Regions from separate parts of the Homo sapiens genome. Here region 1 is linked to region 2. The links are chromatin loops, found by intact Hi-C in ENCODE. Cell type or tissue: endothelial cell of umbilical vein. All regions are shown on one strand. Each heading gives the region's core, and the rest is flanking DNA. Links, peaks and the distances in the headings are about the cores only.

Evidence for each region. Peaks named below come from ENCODE experiments on the same cell type or tissue, not always from the same donor. Only the 100,000 strongest peaks of a DNase experiment are listed, where the experiment ranks them.
Region 1: it touches region 2 in a loop (2.8-fold over the local background); 2 of 110 quality-filtered maps call a loop at or near these places.

Annotation. Positions count from the first base shown.
Region 1 is chr1:162,305,364-162,314,856 of GRCh38, reverse strand. The region is part of intron 4 of NOS1AP (nitric oxide synthase 1 adaptor protein); the gene reads right to left. Among named protein-coding and RNA genes, the nearest start is that of MIR556, 32 kb to the left of the region's middle. In endothelial cell of umbilical vein, for the core only: no CTCF peak of the experiment used is centred there; DNase peaks (open chromatin) are centred at 4,326 and 8,666; H3K27ac peaks cover 1,386 bases.
Region 2 is chr1:162,387,183-162,396,675 of GRCh38, reverse strand. It overlaps SH2D1B (SH2 domain containing 1B), which reads left to right. Exons shown (of 4, transcript NM_053282.5): 4 at 1-1,408. Among named protein-coding and RNA genes, the nearest start is that of C1orf226, 10 kb to the right of the region's middle. RefSeq lists a silencer at 4,483-4,777. In endothelial cell of umbilical vein, for the core only: a CTCF peak has its summit at 4,368 (motif pointing right); no DNase peak of the experiment used is centred there.

The DNA.
Region 1 (9,493 bases), core at 862-8,861, 82 kb after region 2:
ATGCAAATATTCAAAGATGATGTTCAACACTTACTGGCAAAATAGGAGTCTTACCTTGGAATTCATAAACATGCAGGACTCTGGGGTACATGAATTCTCCTAAAATTCAAAACTTTGCAAGAATGATTTTTTTCCTATGGAGAAAATACAGTTTTCAGCAGATTCTCAAAGGTATTTGTATCCCAGAAAAGGTCAAGACCATCTGATGGACTCCCAGGCCAGTGCCAATTTGGTAACAAGGAGAGAAGACAAGGAAAGAAGTGTTTGTTTTATTTTGCACACACTTTCCCTTCTGAGATTCTTCAATGTTTTGCACAAATTCTAAATTGATTCCCTTTACACATTTAAGAAGAATAAAATGAAGCACAGAGTAAGGAAATTTGACACCAGCCAATCATTTTGTTGTAGAACTGTGACCAGCCTGTTTCCCTGCTCCCCTGTTACTTTCTCCATAGGGTAATTCCCTCCCTGGCAAACAGTATTTAATTTTGTGAAGTTTTCTAAAGGTGGCCTAATTTAATTTTCCATCATTAGTGTAAAAGATGCCCTCTAGGGCCAGGCCCAGAGAGGCGGATCCAGAGGTTTAATTTTGATTGCTTTGGTAGCTATTTTCAGTTTCCTGCTGTGCAGGTCTATGGGCTCTCTCATGAGCTCCCTGCCCTGGGGGCTGTGATAACCCTTCCCAGTTTTAGATACAAAAGGGTTATGCAAGGGTAGAAGACAAGGCCACCAAAAGGATAAATCAGCTTAGTAGCCTTTTTGAGATGAATATTTTAGTGCAGCAAACAAGCAAATCAAGGCTGCCCCAGCTTTGTCGTGAAGTATGTATTTATTGAGCACCTACTATACACTAAGAATCCTTCTAGGCACTTGGGATGCAACAGTAAAACATGCATGGTCCCCACCCTCATGGAGTTCATGCTAAGAGTTACCATGACACAAATTTCCATGTTTCAGGATGACTGAATTTAAAATCAAGCGGGAGGCCAGCAGAGGCAGAAAGCCCTCAGAAAGGACAAAGGTAAAAGCACTGAAGCTTCAACCTGAGATCACTGGGGCCTCCTTTCCCTCCCTCATTTACTCTATATTCAGACACCACTAGTCTGAATGGTCCATGCTTAAAACAGCCCACAGGCTGACTGCTTTCTATGCATTTCTACTGCTGTCACCCAGTTTGGCCAGACCCAGATACTCTCCCCATTACACTCAGATCCCCAAGCAATCTCTCTTCAGTCCATCTCACTGACAGGAGTTTCTTTCCATTTGGGATGAGTTGCATTCCAAGCCAGACTGGTTTTCCTAAAATATCACTTTCACTTTGGAACTCTCAGAGCCAAAGCCATCATGGGAAGACTGCAAGTATAGATGTGGGAGGCAGCTCTTGATATATTACTGAGAGAAAAACAGGATAATTTAGAACTAAATGTAGAATATTAGAGTTTGAAAGAATATCCGAGTGTCAATATATTTGCATATGGAGCAGTACTAGGAGGAATAGGTGTTGAAGAAAGAAAACGGACACTTTCCTTTATAAAACTCTTCACTACTTTATTTTTAGTAACAGTTATGTATTATTTGGTCATTTTAAAACTTATGCCTCACCTTCCCCTGAATATTTATCTAAAAACTATCATGGAAAGTTTAATAGAAGTCACAGTGAGATCCTTGAGGGCATGGGAGACACCCTGTTTGTCTTTGCATTCCAAGCGCTTTCTACATAGAGGCATGAAATGACTTTTGAAAAGAAAGGGTGAATAGGAGTGGTGAGAGAGGGCATCCCTGTCTTGTGCCAGTTTTCAAAGGGAATGCTTCCAGTTTTTGCCCATTCAGTATGATATTGGCTGTGGGTTTGTCATAGATAGCTCTCATTATTTTGAAATACGTCCCATCAATACCTAATTTGTTGAGAGTTTTTAGCATGAAGGGTTGTTGAATTTTGTCAAAGGCTTTTTCTGCATCTATTGAGATAATCATGTGGTTTTTGTCTTTGGCTCTGTTTATATGCTGGATTACATTTATTGATTTGCATATATTGAACCAGCCTTGCATCCCAGGGATGAAGCCCACTTGATCATGGTGGATAAGCTTTTTGACGTGCTGCTGGATTCGTTTTGCCAGTATTTTATCTTAAACGTTAGACCTAAAACCATAAAAACCCTAGAAGAAAACCTAGGCATTACCATTCAGGACATAGGCATGGGCAAGGACTTCATGTCTAAAACACCAAAAGCAATGGCAACAAAAGCCAAAATTGACAAATGGGATCTAATTAAACTAAAGAGCTTCTGCACAGCAAAAGAAACTACCATCAGAGTGAACAGGCAACCTACAAAATGGGAGAAAATTTTCACAACCTACTCATCTGACAAAGGGCTAATATCCAGAATCTACAAAGAACTCAAACAAATTTACAAGAAAAAAACAAACAACCCCATCAAAAAGTGGGCGAAGGACATGAACAGACACTTCTCAAAAGAAGACATTTATGCAGCCAAAAAACACATGAAAAAATGCTCATCATCACTGGCTATCAGAGAAATGCAAATCAAAACCACAATGAGATACCATCTCACACCAGTTAGAATGGCAATCATTAAAAAGTCAGGAAACAACAGGTGCTGGAGAGGATGTGGAGAAATAGGAACACTTTTACACTGTTGGTGGGACTGTAAACTAGTTCAACCATTGTGGAAATCAGTGTGGCGATTCCTCAGGGATCTAGAACTGGAAATACCATTTGACCCAGCCATCCCATTGCTGGGTATATACCCAAAGGACTATAAATCATGCTGCTATAAAGACACATGCACACGTATGTTTATTGCGGCATTATTCACAATAGCAAAGACTTGGAACCAACCCAAATGTCCAACAATGATAGACTGGATTAAGAAAATGTGGCACATATACACCATGGAATACTATGCAGCCATAAAAAATGATGAGTTCATGTCCTTTGTAGGGACATGGATGAAATTGGAAATCATCATTCTCAGTAAACTATCGCAAGAACAAAAAACCAAACACCGCATATTCTCACTCATAGGTGGGAATTGAACAATGAGATCACATGGACACAGGAAGGGGAATATTACACTCTGGTGACTGTTGTGGGGTGGGGGGAGGGGGGAGGGATAGCATCGGGAGATATACCTAATGCTAGATGACGAGTTAGTGGGTGCAGCGCACCAGCATGGCATATGTATACATATGTAACTAACCTGCACAATGTGCACATGTACCCTAAAACTTAAAGTATAATTAAAAAAAAAAAAGAAAACAAAGGGTGAAAGAAAGAAGGAGAGAGAAAAAGAAAGGTCTTGGACACATGTGCTAATATGTACATATAACTTGGAGCCACCATGCCTCCAATGATTTATAAGTCATTAATCCCTTGCTGGAGACTCATCATCCATTGTAGGTATTAACTGAGACTCACTAAGCACAAGGGACTTTTTGCACCCTATAAGGAGGGATAAACACTACAACCCAGAACTTTCCCTTCAGGAAAGATAAAGAATACATATAACTATGTAGGGTTGAAAGCAAACAAAAGAGAAGGAGGCAAAAAACAGAAATAGGAGAAATGAGAAGTGGTAGATGATACTGCAGGGCAACACAGAAGAACAGAGGAATGTGCTGGTGTGTTTGGAGGTGTGGGGAATGCAAGGGTAAATGTGGAGGGAGCCATTTCTGTGAAGTAAGTGGTGGAAAGCAAGGCCAGGCCATGAGGACCTGCAGGATGGTGGCCCTGACAAAGACATACCCAGGGCTTTGGAAGAAAGGGAGGGTTAACAGAAGATGGGCTCTTGGGTGGTGTTAGCAGGGTTAAAAAAAGGAAAGGAGAGAGCTGAACATATTTGTAGGGAGAAAGAGGGTATCCAGGAAGACAGAGAGACAGAGCATAGTTCACAGCTCAAGATGCTGAAGAAACAAGCGAAGATGGGTCCAGAAGAGAGAGAGAGAGTCAGCGAACAGAGAGACAGTTGGCAGTGACACTAAGATATTCTAAGGGAGGAGAGGACAGCTGAGGAATCTCAGAGAGGTGTGGGGGTCACCTATGGAAAGTGAGGGTATACAGGGTTGACAGGTAGAAGGTAAGAAGGGCATTATGATGGGTATTATCATCTACCAGGATGAATAAGGGATTGCTAAGTAGCCCTGGGAACTAACAGAAGCTAGGCAGCATGAATGGTATTTCCTTCCCCTTCTTAGTTCATAAGATTCTCCATGCGTAAAATTGGGTAATTCCTACTCATGCATATGTATGAAAAGGAACTATCAATGAAAGGTTTTGAAGCCGGAGGAAATAAAAACATCAACTCTACATGAAACATGACTCATGACTAGAGTGATGGACACTCATATCCGCCAGATGGGCTGGCCCAGAAATGATATGAGAAGTTAGAAAGAGATCTATAGGCTGTGCTGCCTCCACATCCCTGATGATCAGTTTCCTCAGTTTAGCAAAGGCTGCTCAAAAACCTTAGGCAATGCGAGGCTGAAGGAAGAGAAAACACTCAACCTTACAGAAACAGTACAGAAGGTGCAGATGTCACCCCATCACTTATAAACCACACAGAGAGCAAAAGAGACATGTATATATCATAAGCAAAGAACGGGGTATACCTCATTCCCTGATTTTTTTTATGACCCTTTGTGCCTTTGACCCCTTCCAGAGTCTAACGGGAATGGAGAAAAGGGAATGCATTCCGGGATTTGAGTTGGAGCGTGGGGCATGTGAAGATGTGGAAGAAGGGAAGATATAGAGTCATCTCTGTCTGGGAGGTCTCTGATTTTGGAGGGACAGCATGGACTTTGGAGAGGTATCTTAAAGATATCCTTAAATCCTGAGAGTGCTTTTTGGCTCCACAAAACAATACAGTGACTAAATATTACAGCATTTCCCTTATCTCATAATTATGATTCCACTTACATATCCCAGGTCAGGATTGTATATAAGCACATTTTGAAAAAATAATAATGCTTAAAATTACACATACTTTAAAAACCTTCCATCTTTATCCCCATAGGACCTTTTCATCTTCCCTTTATAAAGGCATTACTAGCTCCTCTTTTTAAATACATATTTATTTGATCTCACTATTAAGTTGTAATTCATCATAACATGGCTCTCCTTTCTTTCACTACCAAGTAACTAAACGGCTGTCCCCAACTCCCTACTGAAACTGCTCTGCAGAAGTCACCTGATAAATGCAAGTCTTTCTTCTGTCTGTACTCTGAACTACTCATTCTCCTGTAAGGATGGATGCCCTTTTTGTTTATTTCCAAGTCTTTACAAAAGCTGCCCAGGATTTCTTCTACCTTACTTCCATAATAAAAAGGTATTTAAGGAGTACTTTCTAAGCTTCAGCACTTGATAAGCACTTAACTTAGCATATTCTTAAAGATAATTCACTGTCTTCTGCCTTACATTTTTTGCCATCAAAAAATTATTTCTTTGTAGGCAATATATTTTTCCCCTTCAGCTGGTTTTAAAATCTTTGTCTTTAACATTCTGTCATTTCATTACTGAGTCTAGAGTTTAAGAACTGATTTCTTGTTTACCTTGCTTGTAGTTTGATATGGTTCCTGAATCTCAGCATACTCCTCTTTCCTGAATCTTGCTCATCTTGATCATTTAAACTCTTGATTGTTAACTAAGTGAAACATACTACATGGGTATCCTGATTTCCCAAGAAATCCCAAATATCACAGAATAGCTCTATAAAATCCCCATTTACCTTAAAATGTAGTTTGTCCTGTATTTTTATACATAATTTTTATAACAAAAACAGAGTATGCAAGCTTATGAATGAGGCACCTTTAAAGGTGGATAGCACTGAGCACAGAGGTAAAACAAAATGGGCAAAAGTGTGAGTGCCAGACAGCTCTCTAACCATGCAGCAGCTGTGTGACCATGGGGAGGTTGCCCGATATCACTGAAGCTTAATTTCTGTCTTAAGAATGAGAATGATAGATTCTACCATTCTACCACTCAGGGTTGCTGGGATTAAGTGAAGTAACACATGTCAAGTTCTATCTGACCATATTCCTTGAGGGTAGGACTGTGTCCTAGTAACCACCTGTACCAATTTATTGCTACTCAGCTCCAAATTTACCTTTCAATACAAGCTCTGTGGTAATGGACGGAATTCCTTTAAGCACATCTCCTGTACAGCAGCACGATGGTAAGATTCCTCTGCAGAATGGAGGGGCAACACTGCAGAATGAAAGGGCTTCCCTTGGTCCGACTGCTACACAGCCCATCAGTGGTGTGGATATGAGGATGTCCAGTGGTATGCATGCCCAGAACACACATCCCTCAGTGACCTCAGCACCAGCCCCGCCTGGTTATCACCTCCCTACAGCCCTCCTAAAGCAGACACTAGGTGTTGTGGGCCTCCCATCCACAGTGATGCTCTAACTCTCTCTGCTAGCCTTCCCCCTGCCCCCCAGGTTTGTTTCTCACAGCTCTCCTGATGTAGACATCACATACTCTATGTCTCTTACCCACAGCCATACCCCAACTCCACCTGTGTGCCCACTCACCAGCTGCAGATCACCTGATCCAAGCCCTGGAGGATGGCTTTCTGTTTTCCCTGCACCTGGGACCAGCTCTGACATAGGCAATCTGGTGAATTTCTCTGTCACTAGTAGCTGTAATCATATCTTCTACATTAATGTCTAAAGGGCATCTTGGGAATGGGTCTACTTTCCAAATTTGTGCTGCCTTGAGTACTCTCCTCTTTACACTTTGTAGGTACTCTTTTATTATAGTTTAATAGTTCTTTATAATAAATTTCTTCTGTTTAAATCACTGCCTGGTTTCTGTCTCCTGATTGGACCCAGGCTGACATACCACTGTTTCCCCTAGTGCCTAGCACAATGAACAACAAAACACATTACCTCTCCATGCAACCCTTCTTCCCTTCTCTAGTTAGCCCTGAATAATTTAACTTTGACTTGCTCAAAATCAAAACAGATCAATGTAGAAAGCCAAAGTTGGAATAGACTTCTAATTCTTTTTTTTTTTTTTCTTTTTTGAGACAGAGTCTTGCTCTGTCACCCAGGCAGGAGTGCAGTGGTGCAATCTCAGCTCACTGCAAGCTCTGCCTCCCAGGTTCACGCCACTCTCCTGCCTCAGCCTCCCAAGTAGCTGGGACTACAGGCACCCACCACCACGCCTGGCTATTACAGTGTATTTCTGTATTTTTAGTAGAGGCTGGGTTTCACCCTGTTAGCCAGGAGGGTCTCGATCTCCTGACCTCGTGATCCGCCTGCCTCAGCCTCCCAAAGTGCTGGGATTACAGGCATGAGCCACCGCGTCTGGCCTAGACTTCTAATTCTTAATCATGTCACTATTTGGATGTTAACTGATGCCATTTCTGGAGACTGGCTGGAACTCCTAATGGAGACTCTACCTAACTTGATCATTTAAACTCATAACTGAAGAATTACTTCCATTCTGGCTCCTGAAGACTTCAGGTCAGATTAATTTACTCCCCCTAGTTTTAAAAAGGAGTTTTGTTTGTTAGTCTATTCACTCATTTCAAGGAACATAAACAGCCTAGGGACTAATTTAGTCAAACATGTTAATTCCATCAGTGTCCACCAATAAGACTAGGACAAGGGATGCTAAGGCAGGAAAACTGAAACTCAAAAGCACAGTGACTTCCATAACAGAACAACTACTCCAATACTATTTAGTTTATTTTTTTCTAGGAAGCATGCCCTTGAAGCCAGAAAGAGTAGAATAAGCAGATTAAGAAAGAAAAGGAAATCCAAAATGAATAAAAGAGAAAAAAAACAAAGTCTCTATTTTCCAGGCCTACCACTGTTCTATTCAACAGCCTTATCGGTGACTTGGATGAAACTATTTTTTTTTTTTTTGAGACAAAAGTCTCACTCTGTTGCCCAGGCTGGAGTGCAGCCTCTGCCTCTCAGGTTCTCACTCTGCTGCCCAGGCTTGGCTCACTGCAGCCTCTGCCTCCCAGGTTCAAGCAATTCTCCTGCCTCAGCCTCCTGAGTAGCTGGAATTACAGGCACCCACCACCATGCTCAGCTAATTTTTGTATAATTAGTAGAGATGGAGTTTCACCACTTTGACCAGGATGGTCTTGAACTCCTGACCTCAAGTGATTCGCCCAACTTAGCTGCCCAAAGTGCTGAGATTATAGGTGTGAGCCACCAAGCCGACTGATGAAACTATTCTTATTAAAGCTGCACTTAGCAAAAAACTGGGAGGGAGAGTTAGCCTATTACTAGAACCTGATGTGGTGGTTTTATACCGGGTCAACTCACCTAGGCTAGAACTATGTGTCTGAGCATTCCCTCTCCTATTTTACGGTTGCCCACAAGAATAATTTGTGGGAGATTTGGGAAGTGGGAGTGAAGCAGCAGCTATTATGTGCTGGAGGTCATAATAGCTCCAGCTATTCTGGGAGAGAATGGATGTCAAGGTGCCAGGGAGTTGTTTTGCTTAAGTCTGTCCTCACTTTTCTCTATACCTAGCTTGGCATCAAGCTCTCCTTCATGACTATTAGCCCTGCTGAACAACAGTCAGCTCAGGCCCAGCATCAGAAACTTCACTGCAAACTCAAAGGTGGTTGCCATGAAGAGCCAACAGCCTTCCGGAGACTTCTGCACCTGTCCCCTTTGCAGTTCTAATCTAGCACATGGATGTGGCTGGCTTCCTGCACATTCTGACTCATAACCCACACCAGGGTTGGTTAATAATTGTTCTCTGAGCCTTTCTAGACTTTTTACTTCCCAGCTCCTACTGAAATTGTACAGGTCCAAATCCTATAGCAAATTCCTTATTACAGGACACTCACAGTCATCCTGCTTCCCTGATTGAAATCCTGATTCACAAGGATTCAAAAACTGAAGAATAGTCTCAAATCAATTACATTTAATTGAACATTAATATATGTAAAGTTTTATATTTAGGCTAAAAAACAAAGAAACCTATAGAAATAAAGAATGAGTAAAACCTGAATTAAAAACAATTACTGTTATTATCCCGAGGAGTTTGAACTCCAACTCCACTATGACCTAGGACCAATCACAGTTTGCTAAGCAAATAAATTACACTGGATCTAATTCATACAAAATGAATGTATAACTTCATATTGTGGGGGTAAAAATATGTCTTCCACATTTTACACTGATAAGACAGAATATCTGGGATATTCTATTAAACGCTAATATTTTAAAGAGGAAATACTGTTTTCTGAAATTAAGAAGTCTAGAAAAATACCATAAGAATGGCTTCAGGAACTTGGGTTAACTTAAAAGAGAAAAAGATCTATATATTTGTGGCTCCAGAGATAAGAGCTAGGATAAATGGAAAACAATTATACATTAAAAAAATTTACTTTCGTTTAATGAAGAACACTGTAATAGCGAATCACTTCCTGTGATAAAGAGGTATACTGTAATAAAGGATAAACTGAAAAAAAAAAAATAGGAGGAATTGGTTTAGATGTCC
Region 2 (9,493 bases), core at 1,009-9,008:
GCCTGGGCTACTCTCCTCCTGGTTCTTTCTAATCTTAAACTTCCTGGTGAGCATTGCCCCAGCCACACTTTCTCCCTGGTTTTGCTTAATTCCACTTATGCATCAGTCATTTCAACAGCATGAATGTGGTTCTGTACAGTGATGTATGTGGAGATTTCTAAAATATTCTATGTGTGATTTCTGTTCCCAACTAGGTTCTAAGTGCCATCAAAGCACGGTTGGGTCTCCCTTGTATCTTCCACAGTGTGTAGAAATTTGTGCTGCCCAGAGCTGTGCCTAGTTCATAGAAACTGACTGGAAGCACATTGCTGAGGGAGGTTTGTTGAATTGGTTTTTAAGGTTTACTGAAATTGATTTGCTGAATTTTTCTGCTAGTTCAAAATGTGAATTAGGACCTGGTCAGTTTGAAATATACCAAATTCTATGCCCTTTCTCTTACCTATCATCAAATTGTAGTAATGTATTTCACCCCACTGGACTTATCTTCAGAGTTTTAAAAGAGAGGAGCTCTCGACTTAGAGGTAATATGAACAGATGAACAGACACTGTGGCTGGAGCCCCAAAGTGTGGAGCATTGTGAGATTTGGGGTCACAGCAATTTATGGCTACTATTCCCTGGGTCTGGTAGGTAGGACAAATGTCCTCTTTTACTTTTCAAAACTGGCTTAGGTATTCATGGACCTTGATTCTTCTATATACATTTTATAATAAATACGTGAAATTGCTTAAAACCTCTTTTTGGAATTTTTAATGAACTTGCAACAAATTTGTAAATAGGAGAGAACTGACGTTCTTGTGATGTTTTCCCATGCATAAACATGCCACATCCATGTTCTTGGGTCATCTTTTTTGCCCTTTCATGGAGTCATAAATTTTCCCAACTGAAGTCTTGTATATTCTGTTAGATTAATTCCTATTTCTAGTTGCTGTAAATGATATCTTATGTTTTATTACATTTCTAATAGGATATGGTGTTGGTGAAATGTTAACCCTCTCATTAGATCTACTAGTTTACCTGTTGATTCTATTGTGTTTTCTATGTAAATGATTTTGTCAGCTATAAATAATAACATTTTATTTTCTCTTTCCTTGCAATACCTATGCTCATTTATTTTTTATGTTTACCCATTGGTTAGGGCCTCCTGTATACATTAAACAGTTCATAGTCATGATAGTGAGTATTCTTACACTGTTCCCAGTATTACAGGGAATGCTTAGAAATTTTCTTTATTTAAACATTATGTTTGTTGTAGCCTTGTTAAAGGCTATTTTATAATTTTTACTAGAAATATTTTGACATTTATTGTGATTTTTTTCTATCTCTAATCTATTGAGATAGTCACATTCCTTTTGTCTTCACTCCATTATAAAGGTAAGTTACCTTAATAAAATTGTTGATATCATTTCATCCTTGCATTGCTTCACTTGATAATATTTTATTATTTTTCATAAACTGTGGAATTTGGTAAGTTAATATTTCATTTAAGATTTTTGCATTAAAACTCATAAACCAAATAGGACTATAATTTACTGAATCATGGTTACACTGTTCATATAAAGCGAAGAAAAGTCTTTTTCCTTTTACCATTTTCTGCAACAACTCTTCAGGTAAAGATTATTTGTTCTGGGCTGGGTGTGGTGGCTCACACCTGTAATCCCAGCACTTTGGGAGGCCGAGGTGGGGGGATCACTTGAGGTCAGGAGCTCAAGATCAGCCTGGCCAACATGGTGAAACCCTGTCTCTACAAAAATACAAAAATGTAGCCAGGTGTGGTGGCACACGCCTATAATCCCAGCTACTTAGGAGGATGAGGTGGGAGAATCGCTTGAACCCGGGAGGTGGAGGTTGCAGTGAGCCAAGATCATGTCAGGGCACTCCAGCCTGGGTGACAGAGTGAGACCCTATCTCAAAAAATATATATATAGTAAATAAATAAATAAAAATAAACTTATCTGTTCCTTGACATTTTTTAGTACAGTACTTTCTTATAAAACTGAGTTTGAGACTCTGGTGGGGTGGGGTGGGGTGGAGTGGGGGGGCATCTTCAATTACTATTTAAATATTAATACTTTTTGATTTGTTAAAATATTTTGCCAATTTTGTCTTTTTTTGTTTTTCTAGAAATGTGTCAATTTTGTCTGTTTTCACAATTATTGGCAGATAGTTTGTAATATTCTTGCATTATTTTAATGCTTTCTTGTGACTGTAGCAACATCTCCTTTCTCACACTGTGTCTATTTGGATCTTACTCTTTTATATTTATTGATTTTATCTATCTTATTAGTCTTTTCAAAGCCAGCTTTTGGTTTTGTTCATCTTTTTTGTTACTGCTTTTAAATTGTTATTCTCTATTTATTTGATTTCCAGCCTCATTTTAGGGGGGCTTATCTGACTTGTTTTCAATACTTATTATTTTCTAATAAATATATTTATAGTTATGAATTTAGCTCAAAGTACTATTTTAGCTGTATCCCATAAATTTTAACACAAATAGTGGTTATTGCAGTTTAGGTCAAAGTATTTTTAATTCTTGTAAAAGTATCTTCTTTAATCCAAAAACTATTTAGTAGTTCATAATTGTTTTCAAACATACATTTTTAGTTATTTTAGTATAGATTTCAAACTATATCACGTTAAGGTTGGATAACAGCCTGACTTCAATTTCTGAGGCTTCCTTGCTGACCTGGTATATGTGAACATTCTGTGAATATTTCATTTGTTTGAATTACTCTTTCTATTCATTTTAAAGCTTGTTCTCTTTACCTCTTCCCCAAATGTATTCAAGATTATAGATTATATAAAACAAATATTTTCATAGATTTGCATATTTTATCTATTTGATCTATCAGCGTCAGAGAAAGATAAATCTTTTAATTCTATATATAATAGTATTTAACTTTCTGATTATAATAGTTAGTATATTAACTAGTTTTTGTTATTTTACCATTTTTATTTTAACTGTTTTTTAATATTTTTATGTGTATATATTTTTATTACTATTTTATCATCTTCATTTCCTTTATTTTATAAAGTATTCCTCCTTGTCTCTCATTAGTTTTGCCTTTATTTATATTTTACATCATATTAAAATTGCTATCTCAACTTTTATTCATACTTTCCTAGTATGTAATTTTCTGTCCTTTCATTTTCAAGTTTTTACACCTTTTATCTCTGTCTTCTGTGGACACAATATTGCTGGATCTTTTTTTTTTTTCCAATTTAAGATTCTCTCCTTTTGTTTGGTGAGTTCAAAACACATGTTTATTATAATTTGTTCTATTGGAATTTATACCGCCATCTTATACATTCTTTCCATTTGCTATACATTTTTTCCTTTTTTTCTCCTTTTCTGCTTTCCATTGAATAGATCAAATTTATCTCTGTTAATTTGAAAGCTCTATTAAAAAAATTTAGTGTTTACCCATAACTTATTAGGCCCTGTATTTTTATTTTTCTCTATAACATTGTAAATATATCAATTGTTATAATTTAACATGCTCTCATTTCTCTTCTGTCACCATCACCAATCCCATCAGATTTTCTGAAATTATCTAAAATTTTAATTGTTATTTACTCTTTTGGGTCCTTTATCATTTAAATAACAGTATACTTTACTGAGTCAATTAGTCATCCTTCTTGTAAATTTAAAAAACACATAGCACTCTCCTGAGTTTCTCTTCTTGGCAGAATATTTTCTGCAAAAGTATTTTGCATATTTGAAAATTGCTATGAGAGCAGATTTTAAGTGTTCTCATCAAAGATGGTCTTTGAGTGGTAAACCTTTTGCGGTCTTTTTAATTTTAGATTAATTTAAATGATAGTTGAGCTAAATATAGAATTGTAGGTTTAAAGTTATTTTCCTTCAGTGATATAAAACATATTAAGTTGCTAGCACTTTATGTGTAGGTTTCTTACTGAGATGTCTAATGTCAATCTGATCCTCCTTCACTGCTGAACTTTTTCGTGGAAAGTTGAAAAATGGCCTGTCTTCATGATCTTAAATTTCACTGTGATGTGTCTAATAGTGAGTTTTTTCTTCTCTATCAAATATGAAACCTTATAGGCCATTTTGCTCTTGGGATTTTAATCTTTCTTTACTTTTATTACTATTTAAATGAATAGAATGAATGAATGAATGAATGAATGAGAATTCTCATTCATTTTTCAAAGATTTCTTCTATTTTTTCCCTCCTACTGGAATTTCTAATTAAGAACTGTCCTCTCTTTTATTTTGCCCTTGAAATGATATTTGTTAAGTGATCTTAGGAAAGATACAAGCCTCTCTAAAATGGAGACAATATTTATCTCATAAATTACTATTAGTTTTGTCATGGAAGTCTTCCTTTCAGTTACCAGAAACTGCAATACCTGATGCCAGCCACAAGAGGCCAGACAGCCATCAAGAAAACTAGTACTGCTTGAGGGTTTTATTTTCCTTTCTTTCCTTCCTTCCTTCCTTCCTTCCTTCCTTCCTTCCTTCCTTCCTTCCTTCCTTCCTTCCTTTTCTTTCTCTCTCTCTTTTTTTGTAAAGCCCTGCTGAGTACCATGGTAGCTATTAGACCTGAAATATTTCTTTAGCAAGTATTCTCCAAACAGTACTCACTTCCCCATTGAATGCTTAATCTCCAGTGTCGATAACAGGATTAGTTTCTAAGCCAGGCTTCCCTGAGTTTGCAATGTGAGATGTAATAGGTGCTCTTGCCACTCCTACTGCAGGGCGAAATTCTTGCAATTCAGAGAAGGCTCTTACCGACACCCTTAAGAACGAATGTTTTCAGGAGGTACTATTGTTAGCTCTGTCACTTACTGGTAGAGTGACTATGGGCAAATTGCTAAGACTCCCTAAGCCTCTGGTCAGCTTCATCTAGAAAATGAGGATAATGACTTACCACATAAAGTTACTGTGGAGCTTCACTGAGATGACGCCAGCCCAGGTTAACATGTTAACAATGCAGTCTTTGTTGTTTCCTCTTTTGTAAAATGAGGGGACTGTGGAATGGGTCTTTAAATTCCCATCCCATGTGAATATGCAGTGTTTAATGAAACTGTATTACTCCTTGGAGAAGATCTAACTCAAAAAGATGTTTCTGAGCCATGAACGTTTCCTGGAATTATTTATCAGACTGGCGCGATGGAGATAGAGAAGTAGGGGAGGGTGGCTGTTCCTCAGGCCTGAAGACTTAGGTCTTCCCAGAGAGTTCTGCCTCTCAGTTGTAAGACCCAGGGAATTGGCTTAGACATCATCTCAGTCTCAGTTTACCTCTTCCTAACATGGGGCTGAAATACCTCCCTCACAAGATAGGATTCATGAGATCGTGTGTGTGAATCTCTTTAAGCACAATAGAATAACATCCGTATCTGGAAAATGGGCTTAGTAAGACCTCCCTTGGAGGGCTATGAGAAAAACAAATGAGACCATGTGTATAAATTGATTAACACAATTCCTGGAGTATATAGAAGCTTCAGAGAATGATAAAGCACCAATTAACAGTCAAGCCTAACACAGTGAAGTAGAATGTTAAGAATTGGAACTCAGAGCCCTGTAGGCAGCTCCCAGAGGTAGGCAGGTGCCTGGCACTGAAGCACAGCCCTTCTTGCATTATGCTGGATATAAGTGCTTGCTTCTACCAGCTCCGTGGCAAGGTGGCATCTGTCCAAGGAACAGAGTTAATGAAGGCTCCGGCTGCAGATAAATGAGCTTCACATTGGCCCATTAATCACTTTCCACTTCGAAAATGGCCACCCTCAATCCTTCTCTGTGGAGTTGATGATCATGTACAGAGGCTGCCTGCGGATAGAGATCCTGAGGAAGAGGGGCTGAAAGAGTCCTGCTGGTCTACCCCAGAGCCTGTCTAGTCTGTTCCACACAAATTCAACTGCAGGTTTCCTGAGTTTAGTTCCATTCAAAGTGCATCTTTATCGAGCTCCTGCAATATGCCAGACACTGTGCTGGGAACCGAGGAGTCAGGGATGAAGATGGCATGGTCCCTGCCCCTGAGCTCAGAGACCTGGGGGAGAGAAGCATGAGGATGAAGCGACTTTCTATGACACATGGAGAGTACCGTGATGGAGGAACACATAGGATGCTACGGGAACGCAGAGAAGGGGTGGGGTGGTGTCCGGGAAGCCACCTGGAGGAAGGGATGCCTGAGTGGAAATGTGAAAGATGAATTAACATAGCCTAGTGAAGTCAGAGGAAAGGGACGGGAAGGTAGAAACGTGACCCGGGCAGATGGACCATCTTAAACACAGGCATGGAAGCAATTCGGAGCAGGCTGGGGCTCTGAGGGAAGTACAGCACAGAGGCAGCAGTGGCAGTCGCCGCCAGCTAGGCAGGCAGGCCGGCCACAAATAATCCAGAGTGCGGAGAACCCACCTGACACCTCCCCCACATGCGTCTTAGCAAGCCTCCTGGCCAGGTCACAGCATGTGCCACCTACACAGTCGATGACTGATGATTAAGGGGGTGGGGTAGGGAGAGGCATGGACAAGACTGCCACCCCCACCTCCCCCTCTAGCTTTCTTACACGTGAAATCGCTTCCTAGATGGCTTACACAGCCTCTCCGGGAGGCCCAGTTCCTAGAAATGTCACACATTGGCCAGGTCTAAAGACTACTTGCCAGGTCAGCTGCAAAGACTTCCTGACACATAGGACCCAGGATTTAAGCTGAACAAGGGAGGCTGGCTGCAACAGAATTTACCAAGTACCAGGAGATTATGGGAAGGCAAAACAACAGGGGCAGTCCCCGCTTGTCTTGAGCTTTCCTATCCAGCAAGGGGGATCCATCCATTGCAGGCTCAGGATAAAGTGGGGGGCATGCATCTTGCTGAAGCTGCAAACCGTTCCCAGGGCAGACAGTTCACTTTTCTCCTGCCCCTTTGGCTTGCCCCATGAAGGCCTGGACCAACCCAAAGCACTCCTGTGACAACCACAGGGAATTGTTCTAAGTTGCTGTGAGTGAGCCCCCGAAGTGGGCTGAACACTGGGATGTGCTTGAACATCAGACCAAGCCAACAAGAATTTCCCAATAAACGCAAGCCTAGAAAGCAGGTGGCGGCAGACATGGAGCGATGATTCAGGAAATAGGTAGCTAAGCAGATGGCACTGGAAACAGCTGGCTGGTTAAACAGTAAAAAAAAAATGTTGCGGTTTGTCGGAAGGTTGCTTTTTGTTTGGGTTTTTTTGTTTTGTTTTGGTCAATTCCAAAGAACACACTGGCAATGTTCCCTGCTCTATATAACCAACAGACTCCTCAGGCAACTTGCACGAAGGAGAATACAGTCTGGAGTCTGAGGTGGTCCTTAAATATTTCCTCAAGCTTGCTTCCTCGTCTGTGTTGTTAATAGCCAAGTGATTCGTTTTGTGGGGTAGCTTCCCCAGGCTCCCTTGGGCTGGACTATTTATCATGGCAGCAGCTGGAGATAAGCTGGACACAAAGAGGATTTGTGTCTCAGGAGAGCTGGTCCCTAGATACAGAAAGTGGAGGAATTTTCTCATTAGGAGGAAGTCAGTGGTGGGGACTCTGGGCTTTCCTCCTGTGCCCCCAGTGCAAACAGTAGCAGGGAGGGGGCGTCCTGGAGGGGAGATGTACTTGAAGATGCTTTCACTGGACAACTTAAAGCTTCCAGAGTAGATTTCCTTGGGAGAGACGAAAGGTATTAAATGCCATCTGCACTGGTGAAGCTTTCCAAGGGGGAGGTAGGAGTCTCTCTACAAGGGCTATATGGACTTAATTACTTGTTCCCACTAACAGAGAGGCCACAGTGGGAGGCTCCAGGCTGAATGTCCCAAAGCAGGGCGGCGAACTGAGCGACTGAAGCCCGGGGCACTCTGAGGGCCAAAGTCTCAGACAAACCATCACTGAGTTTGCCACCACAGCTAGATTGGCCTGGGAAACTCCGCAGTGTGGGGAGGGCAGCAGAGAGAGGAGGACAGGGAGTCCAAGCACAGAGAGTTCTAGAACACTCCCAGGATTCACTGACCTCAAAGGCATTGTGAAATGTGAGAGCAGATTAAACTGACCCAGCAGGAATTTTCTGAGATTAGGGTAGCATCTGAGTACATTTCCGGGTCGGCTAATTTCATAAAAATTCTGAATACCAACTGGGGTCCCTGCCAGCATAGGCACAGACCTAAGGAATGAGGTGGGTCTCCTGATGGCCCCTGAGTGTGTTTCCTTCAGCAACTACTAATGGCAGATTTAGTCCAGAGGAAATGAGCACTCTCTCGGCTGAAATTAACTGCCTCACCCTGAGCCCCACTTTGGTGCTTCCACTGCATTTCACATCCTGATCACATACCCTGTTAGCATAGCGCCCGGGAGGGCAGGTATGATGGCACTCCCATCCATTCAGAATGGAGAAAGAGGACCGCGTGTCACTTTTCCACCAACGTCACCACAGTCCCCTAGATAGCACTTAGTGCATGGCAGGAAGGGGCTTGGATATATTGTCTGAATAAATGCATCTTTGTCCCCCAGATTCTAGAACAGTGACTCAGCGTAGAGCACAGCATTAAAAAACATGACATCTGCACTTCCGTTTTCACACTTAAAATTCCCTTAAAAATTTTTTTACACTAGAACTGTTTATACTTGATCTTAGACAAAAATAACGACTTCACATAATAGCGGGAAAGGCATGTTAAAAGCACGTTTCACACCTGAACGACTGCAGCAAGATACCGAAGCCATTCAATGGGAGAGGTTGTCTGGAGTCACCGCAGCATACTTATAAAGAAAAAAGTTGCTATCGTAAGCATTTTCAATGCCTTTTCCCAAAACATGGAGGATTGGTTTTTGTGTTTTTCCTGCTTTCCCTGGACGATAACGCCGCAGCCCACTGCAGAGACAGCGAGCAACCTTTGAGATCACAGCTGTTCTTTTCTTGCCCCTCTGCTGAGAAACAAAGTGTGGGAGTGGAAAAAAATGCAGAAAACGTTAGGGACTTAGCCTCAAGCCTGAGACGCCTCTGACATGGAGCCAGGGAGCCCCTGCATGCGGAACTGTGGAATCCAACCCCAGGCATAGTCACATCTGCACGTGAGAGGGCTGCGCAGAAAGGCCCCATGTTTCCCTTTGGAAATGTGCGTGGCTTCTGTGAACAGACTGAACGCCCCTTTCCTTTCCTGTTTTTCCCCCATTTCCTTCCTTTTAAGGAGGATAAAGGCCTGGCCAATTCTCAGCTGTGTGGGTCCTCTGGATCCTTGGATCTGACACTGGCCCAGGGGCAGCAAAGGGGCAAAGGGACTCCAGGCCAGCTCTTCTCTGAGCCACCTTCTCTCCGCAGGTGAGCAATAAGAATGTCCCTGTCCATGGGGGGCCCTTGGGGGCAATCTCCCAGGAAGTACCTAAGTCCAAATCACTGACATATATTGATGACTCTCTTTGAGAGGCTGATAGAAGCTCTGGTTCCTCTATGGAAGAACGTGCATACATGAATGTGAAGCTTCATCCCTTTCTTGGTGGAAGAGGGCTTTGGACCCAGGTAAA